Linked DNA regions of Homo sapiens: all the other regions are linked to region 1. A link is a loop called in an ENCODE intact Hi-C map of the cell type or tissue named here. Cell type or tissue: gastrocnemius medialis. All regions are shown on one strand.

Region 1 (8,000 bases):
TGTCCTTCCCCCTTTGCTCTCACTCCACTCACTTATTTCAGTTCTTTCCACATGATCATCCTCTTTCCTGCCATGGGACCTTTGCAAATACTGTTTCCTCTCTCTAGAACTTTCTGTCCTTTTCATCATCTGGCTAATTGTTCACTCACTTCTAAGGCTCCGGTTAAGTGTTATTTCCTTGGCCCCTCAAACTAAACTGAATCCTGTCATGCTCTTACAAATTTACCCGTTGATTTGTCAGCTTCACTTGTTTTACCTGATAAATATATAGTCATTTTTACAATTGTTTAATATCTGTCATCTCAACCAAAGTATGAGTTCCAAGAGGACAGGGACTGCATCTGAACCAACACAAGTGTGGACTGGCACTTGGTAATGTCTTTGATGGAGGAGGAGCTCAGGCTGCCGTAACAAATTACCATAGACCGGGCAGCTTAAACAACAGGAATTTTTCTCACAATTCTAGAGGCTGGAAATTCCATATTAAAATCCAGCAGGGTCAGTTTCTAGAGGGCTCTCTTCCTAGCTTTCAAACAGCCACCTTCTTGCTATATTCTCATATGGCCTTTCCTTGGTACATGTGTGTGGAAAAAGAGAGAAAGATCTCTCCCTCTTCTTTAGGACACCACTTCTATCATATTAGGGGCCCATTATGACTTCATATAACCTTAATTACCTCTTAAAAGCCCTATCTCCAAATACAGTCACATTGGGGGTTAAGGCTTCAACCTATGAACTGGGGATGGGGGACACATTTCAGTCCATAGCAGAGTCCAATAATATTTCTTAAAAATATGAATATAAAGCACAATCACTAATGAAAAATGACTTGCCTTACATTGACAGTTGTCTATTGTAGTTGGGTTTCATGAATACGGAAGAATTAATTTATTGAAACTTTGTATTCAATCATAATTATCTTAATAAACATTTTGTGTTTATTTTTAATTTTTCCTTTTCTGTCATCATTTCCCAGGTAATAGTGTGGTGTTGGCATCTGGATATGTATGTGGCAAAATAAAAGAGAAAACGTTTTTCAAAAGTTTATCAGAATTTAGGGGAAGTTTGAAAGTTAAGTTTCTTTGGCCACTTGAAGACAGTTTAATTCTAAAGTCCTTTTAATTCTGGTTGTGAACCTTACTTCCTCGTTGTGATGGCTAATTTTATGTGTCAACTTGACTGGGTTAAGGGGTGCCTGGGTAGCTGGTAAAACATTATTTCTGGGTATGTCTGTGAGAGTGTTTCCAGAAGAGATTAGCATTTGAATCAGTAGACTGAGCAAAGAAGATTCACCCTTACCAATATGCGCTGGCATTGTCCCATCTCTTGAGGGCCCAGATAGAAGAAAAAGATGGAGGAAGGATGAATTCCCTCTCTCTCTTTGAGCTGAAACATCCATCTTCTCCTGCCCTTGGACATCAAACTCCTGGTTATGGGGCCTTCAAACTCACACAAGTGCCTCCCATTCCCCATCCCTCAGTGACATCTTAGGACTCAGAATTAATTACAGCACTGGCTTTCCTTGTTTTCCAGCTTGCAGATGGCATATCACGGGTCTTCTGGGTCTGCATAATTTCATGAGCCAATTCCCATCATATATATATATATACACACACTATACATATATCCTACTGGTTTTGTTTCTCTAGAAAGCCCTACCTAATGCACTAGGCAAATCATTGGTAGGGAAATAATCCTGGCTCATTGGAAGTGCAACAGGAATGATAAGTCTGACAGATCATCCCATTGTTCATGCTTAGTGTCTATCCTAAAAGAAATACAATAAGAACCTCCACAAAAACTTTGACTGTACTTTGATACTCGCATTTATTTTCCAGAGTGAATACTTCCTCTGGGTTTATTTCCAGAGGCTGCTTCTTTTTGGGGGGAGGGGGAGGGGCGGTGCAGGTGTAGGGGTAAAGGACATCTACTAATTGTGGCTTCATTCCAACTAAAGAAATTCCTCACATCTATTAATGACAAACTGCAATACTGTTGCTGGACTAGAAAATTATCTGTTAGAGTCAGTACAGCTACCAGGGTTATTAAGGAGCACATTTGTTTTTTTTCCCCCTGAGTCAGTGCCCAAAAGACATTTTATGTAGCCTCAGCTATTTTGAGTACAGTTACACAACTGGCTTGAACTTATTTTGGCAAAATCTTAGTGTGTGTGTCATGGGCAATAAAAAATTCCTGGAAAATATGTGTTTTCATACAAAGTACCATTACTTACACTTTCTGGAAATTAATTTCGTGTAAATCACAATGAATGTTTGATCTATAGTCTCATATAGCTAGTTGACTCTGACCAGAGACTAAGTGGCTATATGAAGAGAAGTTGGTCCAGAGAGATGTCTCAAGGGCTTGCCTGAGGTAGTAGTTGAAGCTGTGAGCCACAAAAGGCATGCCTGTCAAGGGCTGGCCTCACAGCCTAGTTTGCATTCCATCTTTTGGTGTAGTACTTTGTCAGAATGTAGCAAGTAGAGAAATTCTGTTGTGCATACATTTTATGGCTCTCAGTGGTTAGGATCTGAACTTGGTAGACATTTCACAGGGCACAAGATGGTAAAAGATCCATAAGGAGAGCCTGGGTGGTAAGGGTCAGAGCTCTGAGTTCTAGACCTATGTTTGCTGCTGAGTGACTTGGAGGTAGTCTGCCGCTTACAGGCTCTGCGACCGTGGGCAAGCCATTTGACCTCCTCTCTCTCTCTCCATTTTCTCATCTCTAATAGGAATAATATGAGTGCCTGCTTTGTAGCGTTGTTTGAAGATTAAATGAGTTGATGCACAGAAAACACTGAGGATAATACCTGACGTGTAGTTGGCACTCGATGTTCGTTGCTTACCTCTTTTTCTGTTTTTTATTTTTTTAATTTATTACATGATTATCCCACTAACTTGCCTCCAATGATTGTGGTTAAGTATAAACTACTAATCCTGCCCTGAGAAATGTCTCATTTGATGAGACAATGGTTAGAAATGGTCATTTGATGCAATAGTTTATAACATAAGTGAGCAAGGAACTATTTTCAAATATGAAAACTTTTGGGCCATGTATTTCAACTCCTTCCTCCATTTTTTAAAATTCTCCTCTAGATGCTTACAAGGGGGTTAGTACCCCTTGTTTAGGCTCTCTCCTCAAAACTCCCTTCCACTCCAACTCCCTAGTTTTCTTTAACTTTCTCCCCCTTAGGAAAGTGAAAGAATAAGAGCTCCAGCTAGAGACGCTTGATTGAAATAGCACGGGCACACGGCAGCCTCCTCTGCAGGGCTTTGCCAGCGAGCCCCGCCCCGCCTGCAGATCCTGGGTATGCTACTGGGTACGGGAACCGACCCCTGACCGTGAGGCTCGGCATCGGGCCCTGGCTGTTCTGAAGATAAGGACGATCTCCCTCCGGGGTCCAGGCAGCACTGCCCGTCTTGCTATCCTTGGAGTCTGTGCCAAGTACATCAGGAAAATCTCTTTTTCATTGTTTGATTTTCCACGGGCTTTGAAAACGTTCCCATTTCATACAGCCAAGTCCAGAATTAAATTGGACTTCACTGATCTTTGCTGACAAAAAATTCCCATTCCACTTCCTGAGGCTCTTCCGCCTGGATTTGTTTATTGGCCTCATAGATGATGTTTCTGACGTGCGCCCAGAGCTCCTCACTCAGAGCCCCTTCACACACGAGCTGACCCTGCACACTGCTTTGTGATATAAATTATTCATCTGATTTCTTCAGCACTAGGCAGGCATGGCCGAGGAGAGCCTCGCTTTCCCAACGTGGAGTCATTGACGTTTTTCTGTTTTCCCGCGAGGTGGTTAGGGAATGATTAAAATGGACTTGAAGAGTCAATTTCTGTTGGGATTGTGGCTCGGCAGTCAGCAATCTGCTAGGGTGGTCTGAGGGCCAGTCATTACGGAAACACTGCCAAAGCTGTGTCTTCATACTTCTCTCTTTCCTTCCTACCACCCTGCCGTACCTAGAGAGGGAGAATGGCAATGATGTGAGCATTTTATGTTTAAAAACAACAGCAACAACAAACTCAACCCCCCAAATCCCCTGAGCTTGCTTTCAATTCCCCTCCCCCTCCTTATCGCCCACGCCACCATCAACAGTGACACCTAGTGGTCAAATATAAATTAGTCCCTTTATTCTGAATTGACTAGCTTTCTACAGAAAATAAAATTTCCTGTAGAAGCAAATAAAGACTGAGCTTTACTCCTTCCATGAACATAGAGAAAGATGGATTATTCATAATGAGAAGCTAAAATATATTACTTGGGAGAAGAGGCAAGTGCATTTTTTTTCTTAAGAACATATTGGAGCTTTGTATCTTAAAAAATAGTTTCTATAGACGAGTGCTTGGTTTTCCTTTCTTTAATGATGGCCACTTTAATTTTATTATAATTTTAAAAGTTAACAGCTGTTCATCAATGTTTTAAGTTTCAACACCTATAATTGTTATGTTTAAAGTATTTAAAAATGTATGATAGTACAAATCAGTCATTTGCATAATCCGTCTCAAATTCTTGGAACCACATTTACTGGCAAAAAATGGTTTCCACTTTAGTGATGTAGTCTCCAGAAACAGGTGAAAATTTTTATTTTAAGAATTTTTTTTTCGGTAAGTGAGGAAGCAAAAACATTTATATTTTTAATGAAATCTTTTAGTGGTTAAAAAAGAAAAACCTTGAATCTTCTTTTAATTTTTAAATAATTATAGAGTCACAAGAAATTACAAAATAGTACAGAAAAGCCCTGTGTACCCTTCACCCAGTTTCCCACAATGGTAACATCTTACATAACTGTGATACAACGTCAAAACCAGGAAATTGACATTGGTACAATTTGTGGAATTTATGTAGATTTCACCCGTTTACTTGTATGCATTTGTATGTGTGCATAGTTCTATGCAATTTATCACGTGTAGATGCATGAACCACCACTACAAACAAGGTAAAAAATTGGTTCATCGCCACAAAGATACCTTCTGCTACCCCTTTATAATATTGAAATATATGCTTGAGCCCAGGCACCTTGTCTGCGGCAGAAAGAAGGCATGTATATGTCATCATCGTCACACACATTTACTGAACTCTATGGGTCTGCCTTGTGTTAATTGCTTATGCAGTAGATACTACTTATTTTTTTAACAACTACATTAATTTAAAAGGACAACAGGGGAGAATTAATAAAAGAAGAATGATAACTCATCTAATGTCTTGCCCTTTAACACAGTGGTCCCCAACCTTTTTGGCACCAGGGATTGGTTTCATGGAAAACAATTCTTCCATGGATGGGGGAGATGGTTTGGGATGAAACTGTTTCACCTCAGATCATCAGGCATTATTAGTTAGATTCTCACAGGAGCGCACAACCTAGATCCCTCGCATGCGCAGTTCACAATAGGGTTCGCGCTCCTGTGAGAATCCAATGCCGCTGCAGATCTGACAGGAGGCGGAGCTCAGGTGGTAAAGCTCACTTACCTGCCGCTCACCTCCTGCTGTGCGGTCTACTTCCTAACGGGACGGTCCGCAGCTCCGAGGCTGGGGACCCCTGCTCTAACACACCAGATAGAGTTTTTTCCAACTCTGTTTTGTATTTGATACAGATTTAAATCAACAAATATTATTGGGCACTGAGCTGGGTGATGAAGGAATTACAGGTGCTGACAAAGTGCACTGCTCAGCACCAATCCTCAGATCTCAAGGTCCGGTCTTCTTCTGGGAACCTCAGACAGCCAAGGCCAGGCTCACTCTCTAGAGTCCCAAGGACAGGACCAGTTCCAGTTGAGAGGCTTGGCACAAGTCACTTCCGCTCTTTTCAACCCTCCTTGCTAGGTTTTTCTTAGACAATTTACTTCTTCAATACTTGAATATCTGAAAAGTCACACCATATTGGGTAATACAGATTATCAATGTGATTTGAATTAGCTACTCCGAAGTAAGGAAAACTGAAAGGCAGTTTAATGATTGTTTTCATCTGTCCAAGCAGGCAATCTGACAGGAGGAGATACCTAGAAGAACATTGGACTGGGAGTCAGAGATGTGCCCTAGTGTTGACTTTGGCACGAACTCACTTGTGATATGATGTGAACTTTGAGTGTCTTAGGTTTCCCATATGAAGAAAAAGAGGCTCAGCAGATGGCCAAGTCCTTTTCAGTGTTATCTTTATAAAGCAAGTGTTAAAAAGTTTCTTTATGGTATCAGCTTCTAAATATTGGGTAGGTGATAAAAGTTAATTAGAAATGCTCCACATGACTTAAAATAGACTTCTGTCTCAAAATGAATGCTTTAGAACTATGTATTCTTATAAATGTGCCCTGTAAGGTCTACATAAGACTTTCCTCTGGAAGTCACTCTCAATCTTGAACGTCTAATGAAATGTATTTATTAGTAAATGATGTGCTAATACATGGTATCATTCTAATGCAACGTGTCTGTTGAGCAGAAATCTCACTCGTGAGGAAATTGTGATGCTAAATTCCTGATGTAAATATGTCTCTTTCCAGCTGTGTGATCTTGGCAAGTCAGTTGGCCTTCTTGGGTCTTATGTGTCCTCCTAAGTTTGCTATCTAAATACAGAAATTTTCTTAGATATCATTCAGGAAATTTCTAGAGAAAACTGAAAATACAGGAAAACACTTTGTAGTCAAGGGCAAGTGAGACACTACGCCAATAGTATATATGTATATATTAGGAAAAAACCTTCAGATATATGGTTTGTTCTACATGCAAAAGAGAAATAGTCTTTCACAACTTTGAAATGGTGGTTCTCCCTCACATAGGATCTCAGGGCCATTGTTCACTGGGTAAGGCTCTACTCAGCCTACCCTGGTCCCTTCACAGGAAAGCCTGCATTGATTACCCACTGGCTATGCTGCACAGCCAGCTGTGGTCCCCGCTTCCTCCACCTCACTTCCAGGCTCCCGATAGAGAGGAGTCCCAGGCATTCCCGCCTGAGCCATACCTCCTGTCAGATCTGTGGCAGCATTAGATTCTCATAGGAGCACGAACCCTGTTGTGAACTGCACATGGGAGGGATATAGGTTGCAAGCTTTTTGTGAGAATCTAACTAATGCCCGATGACCTGAGGTGGAACCGTTTCATCCCAAAACCATCCCCCCAACATCTGTGGAAAAATTGGCTTCCAGGAAACCAGTCCCTGGTGCCAAAAAGGCTGGGGACTGCTGCTGTACAGGTCTCCATGATGTCCTGAGGTGCATAATTTGAAATAATTATTTCAATGTGCTAAATCTACTAAAATTTAGCACTTACTTTTAAGTAGTAATACTGGCAGTACCCTACTTTTGGACATAATGCATTTCCAAAAACGTGCTTGAAATTTAAGTGTGTAAAGATGGAATAAAAGACTCCATGTTTTAAGAATGGGGAATGTCCATTTCCAGAGTTAAACATTTTAATTGATTCTATGATTAGTTCATTCAGTCAGTCAATATATGTTAAATGAGCACATGCTATGTGCCAGGTACTATGCTAGGTATTGGGGAAATTGCAGGGAACAAAACATGTAAAAACCCCTGCCTTCATGGACTTACTTACATTCTGGGGATGAATGGAGGAAACAGAAATAGACAAAATAAAAGAGAAGTGTGTTTAGGCTCTGCACAATGGCTCATGGGACCTGTAATCCCAATGCTTTGGGAGGCTAAGGCAGGAGGACCCCTTGAGGTCAGGAGTTCCAGACTCCATCTCTATAATTTTTTTTTTTTTTTTTTTTTTTGTAATTAGCCAGGTGTGGTGGCGCTCGCCTGTAGTCCCAGCTACTCAGTAAGCTGAAGCGTGAGGATCATTTGAGCCCAGGAGTTCGAGGCTGCAGTGAGCTGTGATTGTGCCACTGTACCTCAGCCTGGGTGACAGAGAAAGACCTTGTCCAAAAAAAAAAAAAAAAAAAGACAAAGAGATGGGAATTTTCTTTATTAAGAGGCAATACATGAGAGAAAATAAGCATGGGGGAATAGGGTGTGTGTGTGTGTGTGTGTGCACATGAAG
Region 2 (8,000 bases), 260 kb after region 1:
ATAGCCTAGGTAAAGTATTTCTTTTCTCTCCAAGTGCATGTCATTGAAAAATTTACCACGAGATTCCTAAAACCTGGGTCTTATGCTACAGTGCACTCCTAGAGTGCAAACAAAGGTAATGATTTAGAAAATCTCTCGGTGATGTGGATGAGAATGAGTGTTAGAGCAATCCCTAGGCAGCAGAAAAAGACTCCAGTGCTTACATAGTCCTAGTGTGCACACATGGCTTCTGCTGTAATTCTTTTTTGTTAAAACTTACCTGGCTTTGCGCACGACCTCAAATGTGGTGAATTCTAGATAACACCTAATATTTATTCATGCCATTGTCAAGAGCATCTTTGCAGTTCTTGCCAAGGTCTGTCGTCGAATATGTTTATCCAGCTGCATGGCAAAAACGTAATACACAGTCATCATTTTACTCAGTCACCTACTCAATATTTTCTTCTATAATTAAGTTAACTCATAAATATCACACTTTTAATGCGAGAGAGCCATGGTTCATCCAGCCAGTTGAATAGTTGTTTGTCCATTATCTAATGTTGCCGGGCACTCAGTCATTTCATTATGGAGTTTGAAATAATGAAAATCATTGCATTTACTTAACATGCACAGTAAACAGACCAGGATCCTTCCAAGAGCTCCTTTATTATGCAGTGCAAGGCCATAGAGGAAATTTTGTAAGAAGCACAAAGAACTGTGGGGGCTGTGTTGGAAATGATTTTGGTGTATACAAGCAAATCTGCTCTAATTGTCTAAAGCCAAGGACAGAAATGCTGGCTCGATTTGCAGCTGGCACAATTTCTGGCTCAAGCAAGTAGAGTTGCAAATAAATACACAGATCTTGATCTTGCTTATACCCGATTCACTACCAGCTGTGCCCATGACCCCTCTAGGCTATTTCTATGTACTATGGCATTTTTGAGACCCCTTCCTCTAAATATCCAAACGCAGTCTGGTTTTTTAAAGCAACCTACGGCAGGTCTTACACATTCATCTCCATAGTATAAAGATTAAAGCTTGAGGACAAGAATCTGCCTTTGCCCTCCAATGCCAGCCCTAGTGACAATAGCATAATATGCATCCACGTGGTTACCCAGCCCTAGAGACAAGGGACATATTCCATAGGATCATAGTGAAATCACCTTCTGAATGGAGTATTTATAGCTGGCACTGCCGGGCAGTTATCTTGTCTAGAATTATATCCAAATTTTGCTCAATCATTCTGGGAATAGCCTTGGTTAGCAATTGCTCATAATGTCAATGCTTTTGGAAACTTTTTACTGTCATTTTATTGTTTTTATTTCAAAAATAAAACTTAAAGGAGCTTGAAAAGTAGATTTTTAGATGATCACACACAGGCCTGATTTCAGTAGTTTCAGTTCTGTGCGTTTTACTTTATATGCACCCACTGAAATTAGCCAAAATTAATCCATATTTGAACAAAGACTATGGATACAAATGAGCCCTAACTTCCAAGACTACTCAGTGAAGTACACTAGCTGAAGCGTTTCGAATGCATTGGCCCTGGGAGGCGAGGAAGTTATAGCAAACAACATATGGGCTCTAAAATCTGGAACTATCCAAGACAGAACAAGAAAGCTATTTTCACTTTCCTTGTTCCATTTTTTTCCTCCAGAAGATGAATGATTTCTAATCACATTTTACTCTCATCTTTAGAGCTGGATCCTGAAAGAACCAGGTTGGTTTAAAACAGCTAGTGAGTTTGCAGCCCTGTCTTATGATTACCTCATGCATTTGTGTCATCTGCTTTCCTTGTTGTGTGAAAACACACTGAGGAAATGTGTAAGTCCACTGAATTGTTCCAACTCTTTTATTCACCTTTCAGCATGCTAGTTCCTTCCCTTGGCATTGATATCATGCATTTGTCAAAGATAGACTGTCACTTTAGGGCCTCTATTATGTGCAAGAATTGGCAGCAAATTTTACCACTGGGATTTGCTTATATCCTCTGTATGTTATTGTACTTCTTTGGCATTCAGTAAATTCCGTGCACCCACTTCTTTGATGTGCATTCCAGCCCCTAAATGTGGAAACAATGACTAAAATTTTGGATCAAAGCATCCCATAGATGGCAAGCAACACAGCTCTCTGATAATTCACTAGAACAGAGAGCATCTCCCCTCCCCCACTAAATCTAGGCCAATAGTCCTTCAAGAACAGCTCTGGCTTCCCCAGAGCTGCAAGGGCATGTGAGGAAGTTGAAGAAAACGACTCCAGGGTTTTAGTAAAAGGAAAGAAACTAAACTGGATAGCTCTTTGGAAGCTCCTGGCCATTTCTAACTATAGGGAAAGCAAACCATTGTTCAAATTCCTTCACCACATTATTTTTCCTGGTCCTGCTCTAACTAGCACTTGAACTGGGCCAGCCTTTTTTCAGCTTGGAAAAAGACCTATTTTCTCTATCACGTCAGCCTCACAAAATGGCCCAGATTTTTTTTTAAATGAATCTTTAAAAGGAGAGTTAAAAGGCCCATGAATTGAGGATTTTTTTTTTACTAATTGAAAAATCACAGAACTACCAAAATCTGAACTGGTAACTTTTGCAAACTGGAATTAGCTGTCTGGAACACACTTTCAATGTTTGCTTTTGCTTTACTCCTGGAATGCCTGTGCAAATAATTACTTGATTCAATTTACTTCACAGGTCAACTTTGACTCATAAAAGTAGTAAAGCAGGTAACCTCCCAGGGATGCTGGGAAGACAGATGAGCAAATAGATATAAAATTGTTGTAAGTAATTAGCAGGGGTTGGGGGTATTTTATAAATCGAGCTTATTTTATGGTTATGTTTTCACTTCACACCATTTAGTGTCCAAAATGTGCTCATTATAATTAATACACAATGTTGAGAACTATTATAGAAGTACCATATTCCTTTTAAATATAGTGAAGAAAATAATTGTGTTTGAGGAATCTCATCCTGTGTAAATTAGAATTCCCAGTAAAGTGGCATAATTGAAAATTGGGCTGACTGCATGGAATGGGGAAGAGAGTCATTTTAGCACGATAGTGCATGTTCCATCAAAAGGTAGTGCACCAAGGTGGCGACTGACAGCTCTTAAAATAAGTTTCAGATTCTCTCTCTAGATAGGAAGTTTTTAACTGCCTGATATATGCAATAGTGACATCCAGTGGTTGTAGAGATAATTACAAGTGTATCTCATTTTAAAATATAAAATGTTTTATATTATAATCAAATATTCTGTGTTGTCCAATATTGTCTATATTTTTTATTTGGCAATATGCAAGTCAATAATTCAAACTATATACCAAGTAAAGCAAAATGCACTCTGTTTATCTACTAAGCAAATTCCTAAGTCCTATTATTATCTTCTTGTCTTTTAATTTTACTAAAATTACAGTAAGTCTACTCTCCAAGGGTCTCTCTGGCCCTCCTAAGCACACCTGGATGTTTTTACAGGCATAAATGGGATGGTGTGCATACTACACACACAGCAAAAGTGGGAACTGCATTTTACCAGTAAATACTGGAGAAAAGGCATCTGTGATCCTGAACATGTTCATTGCTGCAGAATTGCTCTAAGAAGTTCATTAAGATGTTTTCTAAGTCATTGAAGAGAAATAAGGATTCAGAAAGAAGAAAGGAAAATAAAATGAAAGAAAGGGAAAAGGAGGGAAAAAGGAAGGAAAGGAGGAAGAAGGGAGGGAGGGAAGGAAAGAAGGAAGGAGGGAAGAAAAAAGGAAGAAGGGAGGGAAAGGAAGGAGAGAAGAAAGATGACTATACATTGATCTTTATTAAGGTTTGACAATGGAGATATTAGCCTCCAAAAGAAATTTTTGTTTGTTGTTTGTTTTTTTCGATGGAGTCTTGCTGTGTCACCAGGCTGGAGTGCGTGGAGTGCAGTGGCATGATCTCAGCTCATTGCAACCTCTGCCTTGTGGGTTCAGGGGATTCGCCTGCCTCAGCCTCACAAGTAGCTGGGACTAGACACCCAGCTAATTCTTTTGTATTTTTAGTAGAGACGGGTTTCACCATGTTGACCAGGATGGTCACGATCTCTTGACCTCATGATCTGCCCGCTATGGCCTCCCAAAGTGCTGGGATTACAGGTGTGAGCCACCGCGCCTGGCCAAGAAATTATCGTTTTAAAATGCACTTCAACTGCCAGGAAATTAACTAAGGCAAAGATAAAATTTTTTCACTTAAAAAAAAATCCTCCTGGCACACCTGTAGTCCCAGCTACTCAGGAAGCTGAGGCAGGAGGATCAACCACTTGAGCCCAGAACTTCAAGGCTGCAGTGAGATGTGATCACTCCACTGCACTCCAGCATGGACAACAGAGTGAAACCCTTTCTCAAAAAATAAAAATAAAACATTGAAAACAACTGCTACTACCACAAAGTACCTAGAACAGAACCACTTACAGGAACATGCTTCAAAAGCATCTCTCTCCTCCATGATGAGGAGGAAATTTAACAGAAGCCTGTGATGTCATATTGGCTTGTATGTCAATGCTGAGCACACCAGGTGACAGCACACCAACTTCCCAGAAGCCACACTAGATAGACTGTCATCTGTGTCAGGCTGTTCCTCAACCTTAGAATCCCTAACTGTTGGAGGTTTTCTTCCCTCAATCACCTGCCTTTTTGAAGCTGGAAACCATCATTCTCAGCAAACTAACACAGGACCAGAAAATCAAGAACCACATGTTCTCACTCATAAGTGGGAGTTGAACAATGAGAACACATGGACACAGGGAGGGGAACATCACACACCGGGGCCTGTTGGGGGGATGGGGGGCTAGGAGAGGGATAGCATTAGGAGAAATACCTAATGTAGGTGATAGGTTGATGGGTGCAACAAACCACCATGGCACGTGTACACCTGTGTAACAAAACCACACATTCTGCACATGTACCCCAGAACTTAAAGTTAAATAAATAAATAAATAAATAAACATTCTCAGAATGGGAAGAACTTAGAGGCGCCCTCTTCCATTTCTTGCTTGCTGGAGGAGAAGAAAAAATCAAACAAAACAAATAAAACAATTAAAACATCAACTCCAATAGAAGGTACTAAAATCGATATGTAACTCCATAAACACACACACACACACACACACACACACACACAGAAAATGTGTTGGATTGGTAGAGCATGTGTGCATGAGGCCTGTTATTTGCATTAAGCAAAGAGCCCTAGGACAAAGAGAAAGGAATAGCCTCCTTTCACTCTGAGAAATGATACCCATTTGTGTCAGTGAGAGTTAGGGGAGAGGTGCATTGAGACAGAGCAGGTGAGTCGGCAGCCTTTAAGCAGGTTGGTTTGCTTTAACAAGGGCTTTGAACTGCAAGCTGGCTTATGCAGATACTGAAGTCAAATACCGCCCTCCTACACACTGCTCTCAGAGTACCTTCCCTCGGAGATTGCTCTGGCTTCTTGCTTCTCTTAGTCATTTTCACAGCACGACTTCATTGGGATATATGGAAGATTAGCATGCCCGGGTCTCACCTCTCCCTTTAATTCTGCAGGAGTCTGGCTGGGCTAGCTTTTATCTTGTGCTCCCTGGAACCCTGACTGGATGATTTCTGAAGTCGAGCTGGAGCCCATCTAGAGGGAAGGTGAAACTTCTCCTCAGCATGCAGGGCCTCCTGCACCCACACTGCCACAGCCACCGCATTACCAGCTCCTGCCAGTCTGAGGAGCAAGAGGCTGGCATGAAGAATCAGTTCCATTCTTTCCTCCCTAAATTTAGAAAAAGCCTGTTTTGCAAAGCTTTCTTCAGTGTTTCAAGACAAAAAAAAAAAAATTAAGCAGTTGCACAACATGCATATCTTCTCCTGGCCTGCAGCTCCAGGTATAGTTTTACTATGGTATATAATCTAATAATCCATTTAATTTCTTTAGAGAGATGTTATATATACAGGTGGCATTTGGATGGAATCACATGCCATAAACCTGTCTGCTCCTATCCAGGTTCAGAATACAGAAGAAGAATCTGTTTTACAGGCCTTCTAGAATTTTTACATGGTCAGTTGGCTGGTTTTTGTATTCTGGAACATATGAGAGCATCTGCAGGGAAAAATATATATAAATCCTATAAAATGGTGGCAGGATTTCTGATTTACTGATAGTGCTGGTTTGAATTTTCACAAAAATATTTAGCTACAGGACAATGTATTAGGCGTATTCTTAAAGGTAAATAACTGCAGCCAATAAAAGTTCGGCCTATAAAGGGTCCCATCTTCTACTAGTTTTCTGCACCGAGAATTACTACCAGTATAATCATGGCTCCCTGCACACTAATATTTCCTCTGATACAGTATGATCAATGTTGTGGAAAAACATTTATTATATTTCTTCTAGCTACTTAAAGGCATTACTGAATTATGGGCATCACAAAACGAATCCACTGTGCATTTTTTCTTTATGTGACGTTTTTACAATCTTCATTTTCTGCTTTGCAGCCACTGAGCTATAGAGATCCACACTTCATCCCTCTTACAACTGCCACTGGGGCCACCCTCTCCTTTCTGCTTTATTACGTCTGAAATGCACTTCATATGATAACATTCCTTTTCATTCTGTACTGGACTCTCATTTGAAAGGAAGAAGTTATGAAAGAAATTAAACAATCAGTGTCGTTAATAACAGTTCTTAATCTCCTTACTTAACAAAGGTTATGAAAAAAGGACAAGGGGAGGAGATGGTAACAAACAAAGGTAACATAACAAAGATGGTAACATAACAAAGGTTATGAGAAAAGGACAAGGGGAGGAGATGGTATTTTACAGATCATTCCAGAAGAGCTGATGAACTCTGAATGGGTGTGGGTTTTTCAGTTTTGACATTTAACGATTTTATTAACATCTTTGCTTCTTATGCACCTTAAATCCACAGGATATGCAGCTGGGAGCGAGTGTCCAGCCAACAGCCCGTGTCTCAGGCCCTGCCAGGGGATGAATCAATTAGCAAGAGAAGCAATGATGCAAATGCTCCGGGGTCACTTGGGATGCTGTTTGCCTTTTTGATAGAGAAAGCACACCATAAATAACATCACACCTCAGGAAATCATTCCAGGAGGCCCCGATGCTGGCAGGGCTGCTGCCAGGGACGGAAGGAATCGTTTGCTCATTGTGTGTATTTCCCCCAGCTCAGTCAATGGGAGATTTGTAGTAAAATCAAAGTATTTAAAAGGAGGACAGTATGTGGTAACAGAGGCATGTTTAGCAATTTTTTTAGTACCAGAACCTGTGATTTATGACCCAGAGTTACAGCCAACTTTATTACAAAAATGACTTCACCCATAATAACCTTATTCAGGGCCCTCTGATGAATGATGTAGTATCCAACAGCATTATAATCTAGTAAATATTCAAACACAATTCCCGCCTCCGCCTCATTTCCAACCAACCCCTCAGAAGCAGGCTTCCCCCTTTACCTGCTGGGAGAAGTGGGGTCCTGGGTAAGGCTTTGTGCTCTGTCTGTGGGAGTTTGCCTGGATCAGGCATTTATACTAAGCCAGGACAGAAAGTGACCTCCTGGGGTCTCAGTCATATCTTGTCCAACCTTGTCCCCTGAGGAGTAATGAGCAGAAGACACCCACTCACCCTTCATTTCCTCTCTGTGCTGAAACTTATTTCCTCCCTGCATTCCCCCACTCCTCCAGAGCTCAGATCCCCACCACCTGAAAGGAGCTCCAGTAAGCTCCCTGACATTTTTAATTGCCATGGTAACTGAGGGCTGCACTAAAACCGCCAGGGCTGGGTGTCCAAGCAGGGTCCCCTGGGCGTACCGGGATCTAGAAACTAGCCCTCCATCTTATTAAACTCCGGTGTCAGTTCCTAGCAATTGTTTTAAATTTACACCCTCAGAGTGGCTTAGTGGGATTACATGTCCATTTGCATTAAAACAGTTTTCTGTCATTAAACTGCCATACAATAAGCTTCCTTGGGACAAATTAATGAGCTCTAAATATCATCAAGTAGAAGTTCACTTCAAGACAGGCAACAAGGAG
Region 3 (8,000 bases), 410 kb before region 1:
TTAGTGACTGATGCTGGTTAATTTCTAGGGTTGATGGTTTATTGGGCCTTGTGTTGTATGAGATGGAATTTTAAATATTTTTAAATGTTTCTCTAGTTCTTAGAGAAATTTTTAAGCAACTCAAGATAGGCTCTTCCCGCATATGATAATCCGTCAGGTGAATTTGGATTCTTTTATATCACAAAATGAATCCATGTTTTGGGAGGTAATGGTATCAGAATATATGGTGCAGGTCTTGGTAAAAACCCAATAGATCTTTGAGAAATACAAGACATCTCTGTGTTGAAACATCGTGTGTTTCTTATTTGCCAGAGTAGGAAAAGAGTAGATCTTTTTGCTCTCTAAATGTATTGATGGGTTGTGTTTTTTTTCCCACCTGCTAATAAATATTACATTGCAACATTCTTCCCTCAACTTCAAAACTGCTGAACTGAAACAATATGCATAAAAGAAAATCCTTTGCAGAAGAAAAAAAGCTATTTTCTCCCACTGATTTTGAATGGCACTTGCGGATGCAGTTCGCAAATCCTATTGCCTATTCCCTCATGAACATTGTGAAATGAAACCTTTGGACAGTCTGCCGCATTGCGCATGAGACTGCCTGCGCAAGGCAAGGGTATGGTTCCCAAAGCACCCAGTGGTAAATCCTAACTTATTATTCCCTTAAAATTCCAATGTAACAACGTGGGCCATAAAAGAGTTTCTGAACAAAACATGTCATCTTTGTGGAAAGGTGTTTTTCGTAATTAATGATGGAATCATGCTCATTTCAAAATGGAGGTCCACGATTTGTGGCCAGCTGATGCCTGCAAATTATCCTGGATCACTAACTCTGATCACTTACAAATAAGAAACTTGAGTGATTGTTATTTTATTTGGAGTGTTTGTATTTTGTAATTATTTCTCTACTACAGTACAATGACCTTTGAGGTCATTCTTTGATCGGGGTAAAAAACATTCCCCATTGAAAAGCAGGCACCTGGATAGTGGCTTCTAGGCCCTGCCAGGTAGATTCGGAGCAGGAAGAGTCCCTAGGTCGGATGGTACCCGGGTGGGTGTGGGGGTGTGGCCCTGATGGCCAAGCTCTATGTTCAGAGCTTCAGTGCTTTTCCCTGGTTCTGTAGCACAGCGCGCTTGAGTGACTAAAAACCTGGGTTGGGTGCAGGTCCGATTACGCAGCAGAGGTTGATGTCATGGGCAGATTTGGAAGACTTGAGGGGTTCTTTGTAAGCCCCGTGGTAGCATTAATTCTTATTGGAACGAAATGGTCGATTGCATCTAAGGGAAATAATCCACAAATCACAGGAACTCTCGGGCCATTAGTCCACAAGAAAACTAGTTCGTGCTGTTGCCACTACCGGAAATAACCCCATTGTTTCTGTTAACCTAACCAAAAAATGAAACGAAATTTTAAAACGCTGGGACCCTGAGAGCTGAGAAGCCCAGAAGTATAACTCCCAGTGTCCTTGGCCCAAACCTCTGTTCTCTCATAGATCAGGGAGCCGATAGCATGTCCGGGCCTTGGTGACGACGGGTCAGGCCATGAACTGGGCTTGAGATCTCTGGCGAGGACCAGGAGAAAGACGAAGCTCGAAATTATAAATGTGGCCAAGCACGAGAGCTGAAAACAAAGCGTATTTTCCCGTCAGATGTTTCTACAAATAAATTTCGCCAGAGTTCTGTTTTCTGAATCAGAGAGGCAAGGGAAATCGAACAAAGACAGTATTTCACCCTGGGCTGGCAGGCAGCTGTTAGAGGTATTTACGGCCTTGCCGCAGTGCGGCGGCCAGGCAGCCGGGTAGGGTATGCGGGGGCACCGGAAGCTGGGGAGAAGCCATGAAGAACTCAGAATTTCAACTTAAATTCAATTTAGGGTCACGTTTTCGGAAATGGCGTGAACAGATGCCCTCTTTCTAGGGACTGGTCCTTTAGACTTGATAGTTTTGCAGAATGAGGGAGAAGTTGTGCTCTCTGGATGTAGGATGGTTTTCCCCGCCTTGAAGAACGACTCAAAGGGAAGCGGTGCCCAAGATGTGACATTTCTGATCCACATAACAACCTTCAGAGTGTTCATTGGCAACGAGGAGATGCTGCTTGTTCGGCGGAATAGGGTTTGCAAATCAGAAAGGACAGTTGAAGCTTTTAATACATGTTTTCCTGAAAAAGAAAAGTGTGTTTCCTGCTTCTTGAGATGAGGTTCCCAAGCTCCTCTGCATCCAGGCGTAGAAGCAGTGCGCGGTACCTTATCCGCACTGCGCGGTGCAAGCCGGCCGCACAGCTCACGGTCCCGCAGCGCCCGCCACACACCCGCGCCAGAGGTCCAGCGCATGTGCAGTGAAATGGCCTAGCCCGGGAATTCGATCGGCAAAGCACGGGTGTGGGGGCGGGGGGGTGGGGGGGGGCGAGTGGACTCGAGCAGGAAGATACACCCGATCTTTCCATTCTCCCTCCGTCAAGGCTCGCTACTCATCTTGCCTTTATCTCAGCCTTCCCTGTATAGCTGAACAGTTCTACCTTTGGCTACATTTCCAATCATTATGACTTATCACCTCACCCCAGTTTAAATCTGTACGCTAGACATAGGCTGAAAATACGAGACGAGGGCCAAAGGAAACACTCTTCTTTCCAGTTTATATATATATATAGCATATATTTGCCCCTCGGGGAAGGCTGTAGATTTTTTTTTTTCAGCCTGCTGCTACTACTTTGGGAAAAGGCCTTTTCTCCTGGCGCCTGTTCAAACCGCCACACTTCAGGCCAATCCTTCGGCCTGACCATTCCCGGATCTTGTTATGCCAGCACAGCACATTCGAGGGCTCTGGGGGGCAGCAGCTCGGCGAAGAGCAGTCAAATAAATAAATAAATAAACAAATAAATGAACGGACATATAAGGGCTTTTCCCGCCTGGGTTCGCTTAAATAATGGGGGACAAGCGCCTCTGGGCCACGAGCTTGTTGTTTGTCCTGGGATGGGGGGTAGGGGATGAGAGGTGGCCTCAGGTCCCTCTTGCTCCTTCCAGCCGCCCCAGGGGACACTGTAGAACCAGCCTCTGGTGCGGGGAGACCTCCGCCTGCCGGAGGAAGTCCCAGCCTCAGGTTTCCGGGGCTGGTGGTCTCCCTGCTCTGCTGTCTGGCGCCTCGTCCAGGAGGAGGCGCTGTAGGACAAGCGTCTCGCCGGCTGCGGCGGGCCGGGGAGGGCGGGAGCGGAGGGATCGGTACCCGCTCCTCCCTTCCCGCGCACTCTACCTCCGCGCGCCAAGTGTGTGGGGCCTCGAACAAGGGTCGACGGTGCTGCGCCCCGTCCCCCAAGGGGTTCCTTTCCCCAGACTGGCAGTGGAAGCAGCTCCGAGGCCTGGGAGCCTAGGGCCGTTCCGGGTTGGCGGGCCACCTCGCTTTCTCCGCGCTCCCGGAGGGGGCGCGATTTCCTCGTGCTGCGCTTGTAGGAGCAGCAACTTGAATCCTGTGTGGGGCAAGCTGGGCCCAATCCGCGGATCCCAACCAGCCCCTCCCGCTGGGCCGTGGGTCTCGTCATTTACCTTGCCCAGGATTCCTGGTACCCAGAATGGACAGCCTTGAAAAGCACATCCTTTAGTGCCTCCTCCAACAGGCTGATGGGCCTTGCCCTTGCTCACTTAGAACAGGACCTGGGTCCTGGGACTCCCTGGAGACTCAGAGCTTGGGTAAATCCCATTTGCTCTGCAGCTCAAGAGAACTAGCCAGATGCGCATGTCTACTCCACACCACCCAACCACTCTTCTATCACCACTTCGCTCATTTCAGGCCTTTTGTGGGCTCCACTGGGCACTCCTCGCACCAGGTTCAAGAGCCAGCGACACCTTACTTAAATAATGCTCTGACCCAATCCCACTGATCCTCCGTTATCTCTTGGCAATGCAGTCTTTTGTCCCCCTCTCCCCACCGCCTTCTCTAGGGTAATGATTCTCAGTGAAGACCTGCATCAAATCTCTTGTTTATAATGCAGGTTTCTGGGTCCTATCCCAGACCTACTGAATCAGAATATCCAGATATGGTACCCAGAGACCTGCATTTTGTAAACACTCCTCCGCCCAGGGCACTTGGGCTGCATACTTATGTTTGAGAACCACTGGTCAATTATCTCTCCTGCTCCTTTTATGATCCTTTGTTCTCCAAAGATCAAGTTCCCTCTAACCCTACAACTAAGCATCCCCCAGAGCTCTTAGGGTTCCATCCAGGGTTGTGGTTTTTAAGGTCACCACCCTATAGACTGAATACTTACATTTTAGGGAAGAGGCCGTGGATCCCTTAACTTTTGGCTTACAGATTTCAAAGACAGCAGGTTGTGGGTTCAGACTGCCATGGTACCACTTACCTATTGCGTGACCTTAGGCGAGTACTGCAACTCTCTAGACCTGTTAATTTCTTTGAAAAGGAGGGATAAGAGTACCTTCAAGGGTTGCTATGAGAATTTTTACTTACTTGCAATTCTATATGTCAGGCACTATTCTAACTGCTTTATGTACCTTTAACTCACTGGTTAAGTACTTAAACCAGTGTTTTGCCACATACCAAGTATTCAATACATACATGTTTCTTATTATCCCCCTTTTGCTGAGTAATCAGGCCTAGACTTTTAGAGCAAAAGACCCCTGGTTCACTCACCAAATTTTTGAATTCTATGGAGGAGAAGACAGGCTTGAACACACAGGAAGTAGCAGACTCAGGAGAACATAGTTCCGTGACTTAACCTATTGCTGTTGTGGGCCACATAGTCCTGGCCCATTGGGTCTCAGTGTCTGGCACCTAAATGTATCAGGGTTACACCAGGCAGAAAGTGGCCCTAACTCCTCAGTGGGCAGGTATCAGGTAGGGGAGGCCTCACATTCACACAGGCACATCTTCGACTCCCACAGATGGCTTCAGGTCTTTCCTGAGAGCAGGCCCATTTATCCAGCTCCTGCAATCACCTTCTCCATCACCACCCTGTCCTGTCAGTCACACCCACTGGGCTGGTTGTTCCTCTTGTTATTCTATAGCCCCAGGGCAAGGACCCTCCTTAGTCTTTTAAAATCTAGGGCAGGGTAGGAAAGCAAAAGACCAACAACAGCCAAGGAAGCCGAGGAGCCCCACCTCCACTCCCCCCAACCCTTCTCACCCCTTTAACTGCTTGTGCCCCAGGATCTGGGTTCCAGGGCAGCAGCTGAGCCTCTGCCCCCAACATGTGTGGGGGTTGTAGCCAGAAAGGGTATTTTTATAACTCTTCATAAAAGATGTACGGAATTTAAAAGAATTGGAAGGGTCAATGGAGAATTGAGGGATAAGTCCTCACCCTTAGTTCTGGGTCCATGACTTCTGGCTACAGACTTTTTTCATGAGAGACTTAGTAGCTCTTGGCCAAGCTGCTTTGCTTGGCTTAACCAGGAAGTCCTCCTGGGTCAGATTTTCCCTCAAAACGTACAGTTTCTTCTGCTACCAACCTTGTCAGGCAGTGTTCTGCCTACAGCCTAGGGCAGCACCTCCTGTTCCAACAAATCTTGGTTCTCCTAGTACTTAGGTAGCCACCTTAGCCTCTTCTGCCCTTCTTGGGACCACTGGAGCCTTATTTCTAGCCTCCGCTCTGCTCTCAAACATCTTGCTCCAAGCCCCCTCCCCTTTTGTTTTGGTCTCTTCTCTCACTATTGGCCTTTTTGTCTGGGGTCACCTCTGCCTCCCTGGGTCCTCAAGCCAGAGCTCCAATGAGTGACTCCACTGGGGCAGAGGGAAGTGGGCAGGGAGAGAAATGTTTCTGTTTTGGTGATAGAGTATAGTGCCAGGAATATAGAGTTATGTTTCTCTCATGCTGGGGACTCCCTGTTCAGTCCTTCTCTGGCTATACCCCCAGACTACGTCCTTAAGTACCAGCCCTGGGCAGTCTTCTTTCTCCACCTGCCCCGGCCAGGTATTCAAAGCCCCACCTATCTCTTCTGGTTGTACAAACATTTAGTTTAAGAGGAAAGCTCCACCCCCCTTTAGGCAAAAGGCCTCTTAAGAGCCAAAATGAGAATATTCTTTCCTGGAGCCACCTAGCAGGGGCCCTTAGGGTGGGCAGAGGGCTGACTTTCATTACTTTTGGAGTAGAGCTGCTTCCTCCCGGGACCCCTTCACTCTCTCCTCCTTCCTGCGAGCTACTTTGGCTCCCAGGGTTTGGAGGAGCCCTACAAGGTGCCCTATCTCATGGGAGCTTCCTAGGCTCTTTTTAGCCACATGGGGAAGGACAGTACCTACAGTCCCACTTTACCTATAAATTAATTCCTTCTAGGTTTTTAAGAAGGCTCAACTTGTCTTTCCCCACTGCCTCTTCCATTATCACCACAACCATTGCAAGTTCTTGGGAAACTCCCCAACAAACTGGCACATGCTAGCTCTGCTCTTTCCACCACTCAGCTTCTCTCCCCCATTTCACCCTTTCTTTCATCTACAGAAGACCAGGAGGAGGGGAGGAGAAAAGGAATAGGGGAAGGAGGAGACAAAAGAAGATTATGAGAAGGTGGACCCTTACTCTCTCTTTAATCACTTTGCCTCGCTTTCCTAAGATCAGGACATAAATGATGTCTGCCTCAATATATTCCTTTCGTCTCTCCTTTTCTTTACTCACAGCTACTTTTCCGTTATTGTCTAAATATACAGAGTAGGCTATGTAATTTTATCTTTTTGTGTAGGCCACAATAAAGGTTGCAAGCATGTCTCAGTCACCATGCTTCATCACCGTTTGTTCAAAGAATGTCTACCTAGCCCTAACTGGGTACCCATCACTGTTTCAAACACTATTTCTCCTCAGTCTTATCTTCTCGTTACCCCATTCTCATAAAAAGCTCATCACAATTGCCTGGAAACTAATATGTACTATGATTAATTTCTTTCTTTCTTGGTTTTTTTTTTTTTTTTTTTTTGAGACAGATCCTAGCTCTGTCGCCCAAGCTGGAGTGCAGTGGTGCGATCTCGGCTCACTGCAACATCTGCCTCCTGGGTTCAAGCGATTCTCCTGCCTCAGCCTCCTGAGTAGCTGGGATTACAGGCACCCGCCACCACACCCGGCTAATTTTTGTATTTTTAGTAGAGATGGGGTTTCACCATGTTGGTCAGGCTGGTCTCAAACTCCTGACCTTGTGATCTGCCTGTCTTGGCCTCCCAAAGTGCCGGGGTTACAGGAAAATAAAGAAAGCTCTTCTCAACCCCTCAAACTATTATTATTATTTTACAGCTGCTCATCTAGTGCTAACCAGAATCAGAAACATGTTTTGAAGAGTTTATCCATTTTTAAAAACAGATGCCATCAACCATAAAAGAAAAATATCTTCCTACATGGCTAATGAAACAAAAAAAGGAGAAATGGATGCCTTACAATCCAGGCTAATAGCCCCCTGCTTTCTAGCTAATGACAGTGAAATCAGGAAATGGGTTTGAAAATGCATGTAGAATGGGTGGAAATTGGGATGCAAAGAGATCTTTGTATGAAGGGATCTCTTTTATGGGCTTGATGGGTCTTTCTGATGGGAACAGTTGCAACTGAATTTGATTTAGAAATCATATGTGTGTGTGCTCTACAAATCTCCACAGAACATCCATTATTTTCATCAGAATAGTCAAAACCACACGTTTTTACACTGTTTGGTGGCAACTCTGGTGGGCTATTGAAGGGTGCTGGGGGGTCAATTCTCTTTTTATTTATGCTCCTTGGTGGGAGCTGAGGGCATCTTTCCCTCTCTCTTACCCCCACCCCAGCCTCCCCCAAGCAGAGAATGCCACATTTTCCTAGAGAGCAGCTTCAGGCCCAAGCTCTTTCCTTGGCTTTCTCAGCAGGACAGCGGCAGTGTACTACTCTCTCTTCCTCTCTTAGGCTCTCTCCCTGGTGGGGGCAGCAGTGTGGGTGTGGGGGTAGTGCTCCTAAAACTCCCACCCAGTTTTGAGCCCCCAAAGTTCCTGAGCCTTAATCACTGTGCTTGGAGACACCATGGGAGTGGGGACATCTGACTTCCTAGGCTT
Region 4 (8,000 bases), 280 kb before region 1:
GCTTGTTTTCTTGTATTTCCCTCAATTGTGGTGATCTTAAACAGATCTTCAGTTTTAAATCTGCCGTTCGTTCTAATACAGATGCGTAAATATATTTTCTCCAGTTGGCTATTTATTACAAAGACAGTTTATTTGTGGGCACCATAAAGACATCTGCATTTTACTGAACTTAATTTTTAGTAATAAAGACCTCCCACATTACAGATTCTTTCCAGCCTAAATGTGCCTGTGTGGGAAGCAAAAGAACCATCAGTCAGGGGGAAAAAGTGAATCCATATGGTGCTGATGATTCTGCTTCCCTGGCTAAAATGAAGAAAGAGTTGAGTATCGACAATGCCCCCGGCACATCTCTGTTTTTTTCTAAAAAGCATGCTGCTATGGCTTGAATATTTGTGTCCCTCAACAACTCATATGTTGAAACTCAATTGCCACTATGGTAGTATTAAGAAGAGGTGGGGAATTTAGGAGGTAATTAGGTCAAGAGGGCTCTGCCCTTATGTATGGGATTAGTGTCCTTATAAAAGAGGCCCAAGGGAGTTTATTTGCCCCTTTTGCCCTTCTGCCATGTGAGGACATGTACAAGGTGCTATCTGTGAGAACTGGGACCCCCAAGACACTGAATCTGCTGGTGCCTTGATCATGGACTTTCCAACCTCCGAAAGTCAGGGCAGTATATTTCTGTTTATAAATTATCCAGACTAAGATATTTTGTTATAGCAGCCCTAATGGACTAAGGCACTTGCCATAATAAAGATGATTGGTGTCAGTCCCAAACCAGTACCTTCCAGCCAGCTCAGTTCATGCATGTATCATGCATCAAGCCATGGGTACTTAACTTAAATTTTAAGGGCACATTCTACTTTGCCTCTAATCTTGCTCTGTTTCTCTTGCATCTGTGTCCAGTCTCTGGCTCTTTCCAGTCTCTTCCACTTTGGGGCTCACTTCTACCCTTTGGATATGTTTGATTTTGGTTTCCCCAGTTGAATCTTCATTACTCTCTAGGGACTTTGGCTCAAGTTCTCACACAGGCCCTATGATATGGAGAAATCTTAAACTTCAAATCTGTCAAAAAGTAGTCAAAATATTGTGTCTTCAGCTTTATAAAAATGACAAACCAAAATTAATAATAGAACTTAAAGTGATGATATGTCTTCTTCATTATTACAGTTATACATAATTCTCCACTGTGAGGAGAACAGACAGGGCCTGAAAGCTTTTCTTTTGATTGATAACAAAGTATCTGGAACAGCTCATTTCTCTTGGTCAATAATACCTATGGGATGAGGAGGAAATTGGATCTCATGTATTCTTTACTATCAGTGTTACCTCTCTCTGCACAAACAAGAAAAACCTATTAATATTATCTTCCCTGTATTTCTACTATTCACAGCTGCTTGTCAACTCTGAATTTCAGCTATAGAGAAGACACTACTTCCTAAGACGCTGCTGTGTTTATGTCAATGTAAATTATTGGGTAAATTTAAATGCTGTTTAAGAAGCTTCCTTTTGCTGAGGGAGATGAAAATATGACTTAACCTTAAAAAAATTATGGGGCTGGGCACAGTGGCTCACGCCTGTAATTCCAGCACTTTGTGAAGCCAAGGCGGGCGGATCATGAGGTCAGGAGTTCGAGACCAGCCTGGCCAACATGGTGAAACCCGGTCTCTACTAAAAATACAAAAATTAGCCGGGCATGGTGGCACGCACCTGTAATCTCAGCTATTTGGGAGGCCAAGGCAGGAGAATCGCTTGAACCTGGAAGGTGGAGGTTGCAGTGGGCCGAGATCACGCCACTGCACTCCAGCCTAGGTGACAGAGCAAGACTCCATCTCAAAAAAAAAAAAAAAAAAAAAGAAAAGAAAAGAAAAGAAATCATGTTAAGATGAGGTCCTGCTGGATTAGGGTGGGGGTCCCTAACACAATGACTGGTGTTATTTCTCAAGAAGAGAGAAATTTGAACACATTGACACACAGGGGGAATGCCGTGTGATGTGGTGGCAGAGATTGGAGTGATGTATCTACAAGCCAAAGTACATGGAAGATTGCCGGCAACCCCCTTCTCTGGAGCCTTGCAAGACAGCATGGCCCTGCTGACACCTTGATTTCAGACTTCTAGCCTCCAGAATTGTGAGAATGAATTTCTGTTGTTTAGCCAACCAGTTTGTGGTAATCTGGCAGCTCTAGGAAACCAACCACGCTAGTTAAGGAGGCAGAATGAACAGTAATAGAGATCTACGGATATAAAGAATGGAAATATAGCTTTCTAAATGTCATGGACAGTAATTCTTAGAATACAGGTTTCCTCTGCAAAAACCTAGTAAGCTGTCTGACTTTTTGATTTACTGTGTGATTTAAAATGAGTTACCTCACCTCTCTGAACTTGTTTCTCATCAGTGAAGGGGGCTTTGGGTTACCAGCTCTGAAGCCTGTCCCACTTGTAATACCACCAATCTGTAATGCATATGATTTTTCTTTAATTGTGTAATTTAAGAAGCTATTAGGTTAAGACAAAGTTACTCAGGGAATTTAGTTTCTCCTCTTCCTGCCCCGTTCACCCCCGAAAGGTGAGAAGTGTGTGAAACTAAAGTATCTTATTCTCCAAGCTGAGCATCATTTCGGGTGTATGGAGTTGAAGGACAAATTACCTTCTGGCTTAGGCGCTGCTCAAGCCTCCTTTCTGCCAAGCATGTTTGAATAAACAACAACAACAAAAAACACTAATGTCTATCCACGGACTAATCAACCCAGCAATATAATGGAATAGAGGGAATTCATGCAGCCTTGAATCTGGTCCTTGGAGGACTGCCTGGGCAGGCAGTTTAAACTCCTTAAGCCTATATTCTTATCCGTAAAATGGCGATAATATTATTACTTTAATGGGTTGTTGAGAAGACGAAGTCAAATAGAATATATGTGTATATATATGTATATATGTGTATATATGTACATGTGTACATATATACGTGTATATATTATATATGTGTGTATGTGTGTGTGTATATATGTATATATGTGTGTGTAGATATAGGTATATAAGTGCCTGGTATCCAGTGGGCGTTTACAAATGTTACTCGGTTACAAAATTCTGGCTTACAGAAAGGACGCTAAAAATCTCCCAGATTCCCCTGCCAGTCCCCTGGGTGGGAGACGAGTCGGGTACTTCGCTTCCACCTGCGGGCCCCCAGCGCAGAGCCTGGAATTGGCTGGACGGAGCTAGCCGCGCCGGCGCCCCGTAGGACGGCGCGGGGGCGGGGCCGGCGGAAGCGCTCGAGTGCCGTTGTCGGCTGCGCCGGAAGTCCCTAGCCAGGCCTGGCGGTAACCTTGGGGGCCTCACTGCAGCCGCCGCTGCTGTTGGAGTGGGCTTTGCGAGTCTGAACGTTGGCGGGGCTAGGCTCGTTAACTGCCGAGAGCCTCCGGGTTTGCGGTGGAGGACGCTGAGGCCCGTGGGGGGCAGGCACCCGGGCGCCGGGCCTCCCAGCCGACATGTCTCTAGTGGCGGAAGCCTTCGTCTCCCAGATTGCAGGTAGCGCGGCTGGCCGCAGACCCAGAAGGTGGCGGCGCGGTCTCGGGGAGCCGCGTGGGGTACAGGGCTGGAGCTTTCCTCCAGCCTTGCGGCATTATACGCTGAACCCGGCCCGGATGGTGGAGGCGGGCACGGACTACCAACCTTATCTCACATATGGGAAAACTGAGAAGGAGACACTTGGCCAAGGTCACCCCGCAGGAGCAGGAGTCCCGTCTCCTTCCCTTGGGCGGTACTTTGTCCCACCTCCCCATTCAGTTGGGAGGTGCTGGAGTATGAGGGGGAGGCCTTGGATTGGGATTGAGGTGGGGGGCGTTACCACAGGGGCAAGCATCTGAACGCTTCAGTCTAAGAGTGGTGGCAGTTTCTGGGTCTTGGTACTCAAAAAGTTTAAGGTGACTGTCACTAATCAGTTGTTACCTATTGTTGAGGGAACACCAGACTTCTTGCTTCGTCTCCCAGCGACACAGTAGTGCCATTTGCTAAGACTCTAGGAGTTATTTATTTATTTATTTGTTGAGACGGAGTTTCTCTTTTGTCACCGAGGCTGGAGTGCAGTGGCACAACCTGGGCTCACTGCAACCTCCGCTTCCCGGGTTCAAGCGATTCTCCTGCCTTAGCCTCCCGAGTAGTTGGGATTACAGGCGCCCGCCACCACGCCCGCGCGGATTCATGGAAAATTTTTAAATCTGCATGTACTTTAAAGAAATACTTTTGAGTCGGTGGACTGAACATGACTGATGTATATAGGTTTGTAATTTCTCTTATTGAGGTTTTTATTTATTGTAATGAAAGAAATTAAATATTGTTGAGAAAGTGAGGAGACTAAACATAGGTACTTTGAGATAGAGGCTAATGGAATTAGTCATAACTCCCTAGCAGTGTTTTCAACATGAGTACAGTAATGAAGACAGTCACCACAATAAATAGGTACATTTGAAGTAATAAGATAGTATTTTGGAAATGGGAAGTACAGAATGTGTCATAAAATTTGCCGGAATGTTTTTCACTGCTTTGCGTTTGTGTGAACGTACATTTCTTTTTTTTCCTTCTTCACTTAAAAACATTATTTTTTAGAGGAGAGAAGCTCCTACTAGATTGCAAGCTTCCTGAAAGTAGGGATCAAACTTGTTTTGTTCCCCATTGTATCCATAGTCAGTTGGTGCTCAATAAATATTTGCGACCCAAATCAATGACTAATCTTGAGATTTCAAGCAATGATTATTTCTGCTTTTACCATTTATGTTGAAACAAAATCAGGCTTATATAGTTAGATCAGCGATTTAATTTAGTTTGCTACTATGTTGAAAAAAAAAACTTCACAGTGTATGTTGAGTGGTTCACTGTGTGCATGTGTCCTAATATGTGATTTCTTTTAATGAGAAAATGATGAATGTCTTTTAATAAACTTTGGATACTGCTTTAAGTAGTGACGTTTAAAAATTTCTAGGCATTTTGTCTGTCTGCCGTCTTAGCTATTTGTAGTGATCTGTTACTCTAGGAGGAAGCATTTAAAAATGGATAATTCAATAAATGGTGTTGGAACAACTACTAAGTCATTACACCACATGAATAAATTCCAGATTGATTAAAGATCTAAATATAAAACAACAAAATTGTAATAAAATAATTAGAGGAAAACATAGATTATTTTAATAATCCTTGGATAGCAGAAGAGGCCTAAGCAAAACTTAAGAATTCATAATCCATAAGAGAAGAAATTGGCAGATTTGATTGCCGAAAAAATTTTAAAACTTTGATAAAAGACATCTCAAGTTAGTACAAATAAGAAGACAAACCAACAGAATCAAGGACAAAGGATTGGAACAGGCATTTCACAAAAGGGTGAAATATAGATGGACAGTGAACAGATGAAAAGATGTTCTCTGTCCCTAATAATGTATAGCATCCTCCCACCCCTGCCATCAGATGGACAAAAGTGAATATGATTTCTAGTACTAATAGGGCATGGGGAAAAGTTACTCTCAAACTATTGGGTCTGTAAGTTAGTATTACTTTTTGGGAACGTAATGTAGCAATATTTATTAAAATGACATTCTCTGGCCTGAAAATTCTACTTATGGGGGTTTATCTGATAGAAATGTAAAGACCAGTACTTAAAGAAATACACAATGATATTAATTGCAGCATTATTTGTAATAGCGAAAAACTAGAAATGTTTTAAATATATGTCAAATTATTGTACACCAATCCACCAATTCCACTTCTGGGCATGTATCCAAAGGAATTGAAATTGTCTAAGAGGTATGTGCAGTCCCATGTTCATTGCAGCAGTATTCACAATAGCCAAGATATGGAAGCAACCCAGGTGTTTATCAGTGGATGAATGGATAAAGAAAATGTATATAAGATACAATGGAATACTATTCAGCCTTAAAAAAGAAGGAAACCCTATCATTTGTGATAAAATGGATGGATCTGGAGGACATTATGCTAAATGAAATAAGCTAGACATAGAAAGACAAGTAGTGATCTAAAATCTAATCTTTTTGGGGAAATCTAAGAAAGTTGATCTCCTAGAAACAGAATAGAAAGGTGGTTACCAGAGGCTGAGGGGGACAGAGGTGAGAGATGGGGAAGAGGAATGGAGAAGAGATGTTGATCAAAGGGAACAAAGTTTGTTAGACTAGAAGAAAAAGTTTTAGTGATCTATTGCACTGCAAGGTGACCACAGTTAATAATAATGTATTATATATTTCAAAATTGCTAAAGGCTTAGATTTATAATTTTCTTACAAAAATTTAAGTTGGTGCGGTGATGGATATATTAATTACCTTGATTTATTCTTTCTATTCTTTGATTTATTTAGTTCAAAATATCACGTTGTACCTCCTAAATGTACAGTTATTATTTGTCAAAAACATTTATACAAAAATTATGGTATGGTCACATTTTTACAGATCCAAAAATGAAGAAGTATATCTGTTAAATACGTTGTCTTGAAAGCTATGGTTATATTAAGTAAAAAGTTATAAAATAATATCTATTTTGTATGAACTCATGAAATCTATATAAACATACATATGTTTATATATGTTAAGAATATTCAACTAATTGTAACTAGCGATTGGGATAATAAAGATAGATTGTTGGTAGAGGGTGGAGGAACTATATTTCTGAATTGTTTGAATTACTATAGTGAGCATAGTTTACTTTTGTAATTTAAATGATTGTAATTGTTAAAATTTATAAGATTATGTTTTGCCAAGAAGTGAAAACAGGAGGCTGCCTTAATCTGTTTTGTGTTGCTATAACAGAATACCACAGACTAGGTAAGTTACAAAGAAAAAAAATTCAAGTCTCACATTTTGGGAGGCAACGAACTCCAGCTTCAAGGTGCCGGTATCTGATGCGAGCCTTTGTGCTGCATTATCCTGTGGCAGAAGGTGGAAAGGCCAGGGAGGGCAAGAGCCAGGGACTGAGAGGGCTGAACTTGCTTTTACAACAACCTACTCTTGGGATAAAGAGATGAATCCATTCATGAGGGTGGAGCCCTCATGATCTAGTCATCTCTTAACAATCCCACCTGTTAATACTGTCAGAATGGTAATTCCATTTCAGCATGAGTTGTGAAGGGGATATTCAGACTATAGCAGTGGTTAAAGTAATAATTTATCGGAAACCCTGTGTTTGACTTGTAAATGACTTATAAATGTGACTCAAATCCAGCAACTATTCACAGTGTTCTGTTTCTGGTAGTACAGGTTGGAGTTATGTATCTATATAGATCTGTTATAACTTAAGTAATTATGAATCTGTTTTTGTAGTTGAGAGCTCTAATTTTTAGTGTATCCAACACTTTGCTTATTACCTTTCCTTCCTGTGGACATGAGCTAACACTGATTATTTCTTTTGGAAACATTTAAAGATATCTGGCATCTCTCTGTGGTATTCTTGAAGTGACTTCTTTGAGATCCTTATTCATAAGGATATCTTTTTAGAAGTCTTCTCTGAACTCCCCAGTTTAAGTGAACTGCTTCTATCTCCTTACTACCAGTATTTCCCTTGCCAACTTTTCTCAGTTATCGTTCCTAAATAGGACTTATTCTGTCCATTTCTACTGCTGTTACCTTAGTTCAAAGCTTTGTCATTTTTTGCTTAGATAACCATAGTAGTCTCTGAATTGATTTCTCTGCTTCCAGTCTGGCTTCCTTCCAGTAGAGTCCATACACTGCAAGCCTCAGTGGGTTTTTTGTTTGTTTTGTTTTATTTTAATTTTCCTTAAAAAAAAAAAAACCTCCTCTTGTTTTAACATTTTGTTGGTTTCTCATTGTCAGTAGGACAGCCTCATGTCTTGTCACTTCTTTCCTTGCCCCTTGCCTGAGATGTGCACTTTGCTTGAATAACTCCTGTTCATCCTTTAAGACTCTGGGCACCGTTTTAACCATTTAATGTAAGTCTACCTGACATTTTTTTCCTGTCAAATGAGAAAGGTTTGTTGTCTAGTTTTTTTTTC

Evidence for each region. Hi-C counts contacts between places; a loop is a spot of excess contacts. Peaks named below come from ENCODE experiments on the same cell type or tissue, not always from the same donor. Only the 100,000 strongest peaks of a DNase experiment are listed, where the experiment ranks them.
Region 2: a loop joins it to region 1, with 3 times the contacts of the local background. A loop is called at or near these places in 6 of 110 quality-filtered maps.
Region 3: it touches region 1 in a loop (17-fold over the local background); 95 of 110 quality-filtered maps call a loop at or near these places.
Region 4: a loop joins it to region 1, with 2.6 times the contacts of the local background. A loop is called at or near these places in 10 of 110 quality-filtered maps.

The regions. Positions count from the first base shown.
Region 1 is chr2:176,550,541-176,558,540 of GRCh38, forward strand. No RefSeq gene overlaps it. Among named protein-coding and RNA genes, the nearest start is that of MIR1246, 47 kb to the right of the region's middle. RefSeq lists an enhancer at 3,941-4,235 and a silencer at 5,321-5,615. In gastrocnemius medialis, a CTCF peak has its summit at 4,111 (motif pointing left); DNase peaks (open chromatin) are centred at 3,301 and 4,031; H3K4me3 peaks cover 1,412 bases; H3K27ac peaks cover 1,138 bases.
Region 2 is chr2:176,811,813-176,819,812 of GRCh38, forward strand. No RefSeq gene overlaps it. Among named protein-coding and RNA genes, the nearest start is that of LINC01117, 180 kb to the left of the region's middle. In gastrocnemius medialis, a CTCF peak has its summit at 3,158 (motif pointing left); no DNase peak of the experiment used is centred here.
Region 3 is chr2:176,137,504-176,145,503 of GRCh38, forward strand. LOC401021 (a long non-coding RNA gene) reads left to right here. Exons shown (of 2, transcript NR_148241.1): 2 at 1,494-2,888. Among named protein-coding and RNA genes, the nearest start is that of HOXD-AS2, 4.4 kb to the left of the region's middle. In gastrocnemius medialis, CTCF peaks have their summits at 3,147 (motif pointing right) and 3,347; DNase peaks (open chromatin) are centred at 2,338, 2,768, 3,138 and 3,416; H3K4me3 peaks cover 3,228 bases; H3K27ac peaks cover 3,593 bases; H3K27me3 peaks cover 1,280 bases.
Region 4 is chr2:176,266,147-176,274,146 of GRCh38, forward strand. It overlaps MTX2 (metaxin 2), which reads left to right and starts at 3,296. Exons shown (of 10, transcript NM_006554.5): 1 at 3,296-3,523. The coding sequence starts at 3,484. RefSeq lists enhancers at 2,937-3,564, 3,565-4,190 and a silencer at 3,143-3,232. In gastrocnemius medialis, CTCF peaks have their summits at 3,519 (motif pointing right) and 3,737; DNase peaks (open chromatin) are centred at 3,275 and 3,535; H3K4me3 peaks cover 2,084 bases; H3K27ac peaks cover 1,390 bases.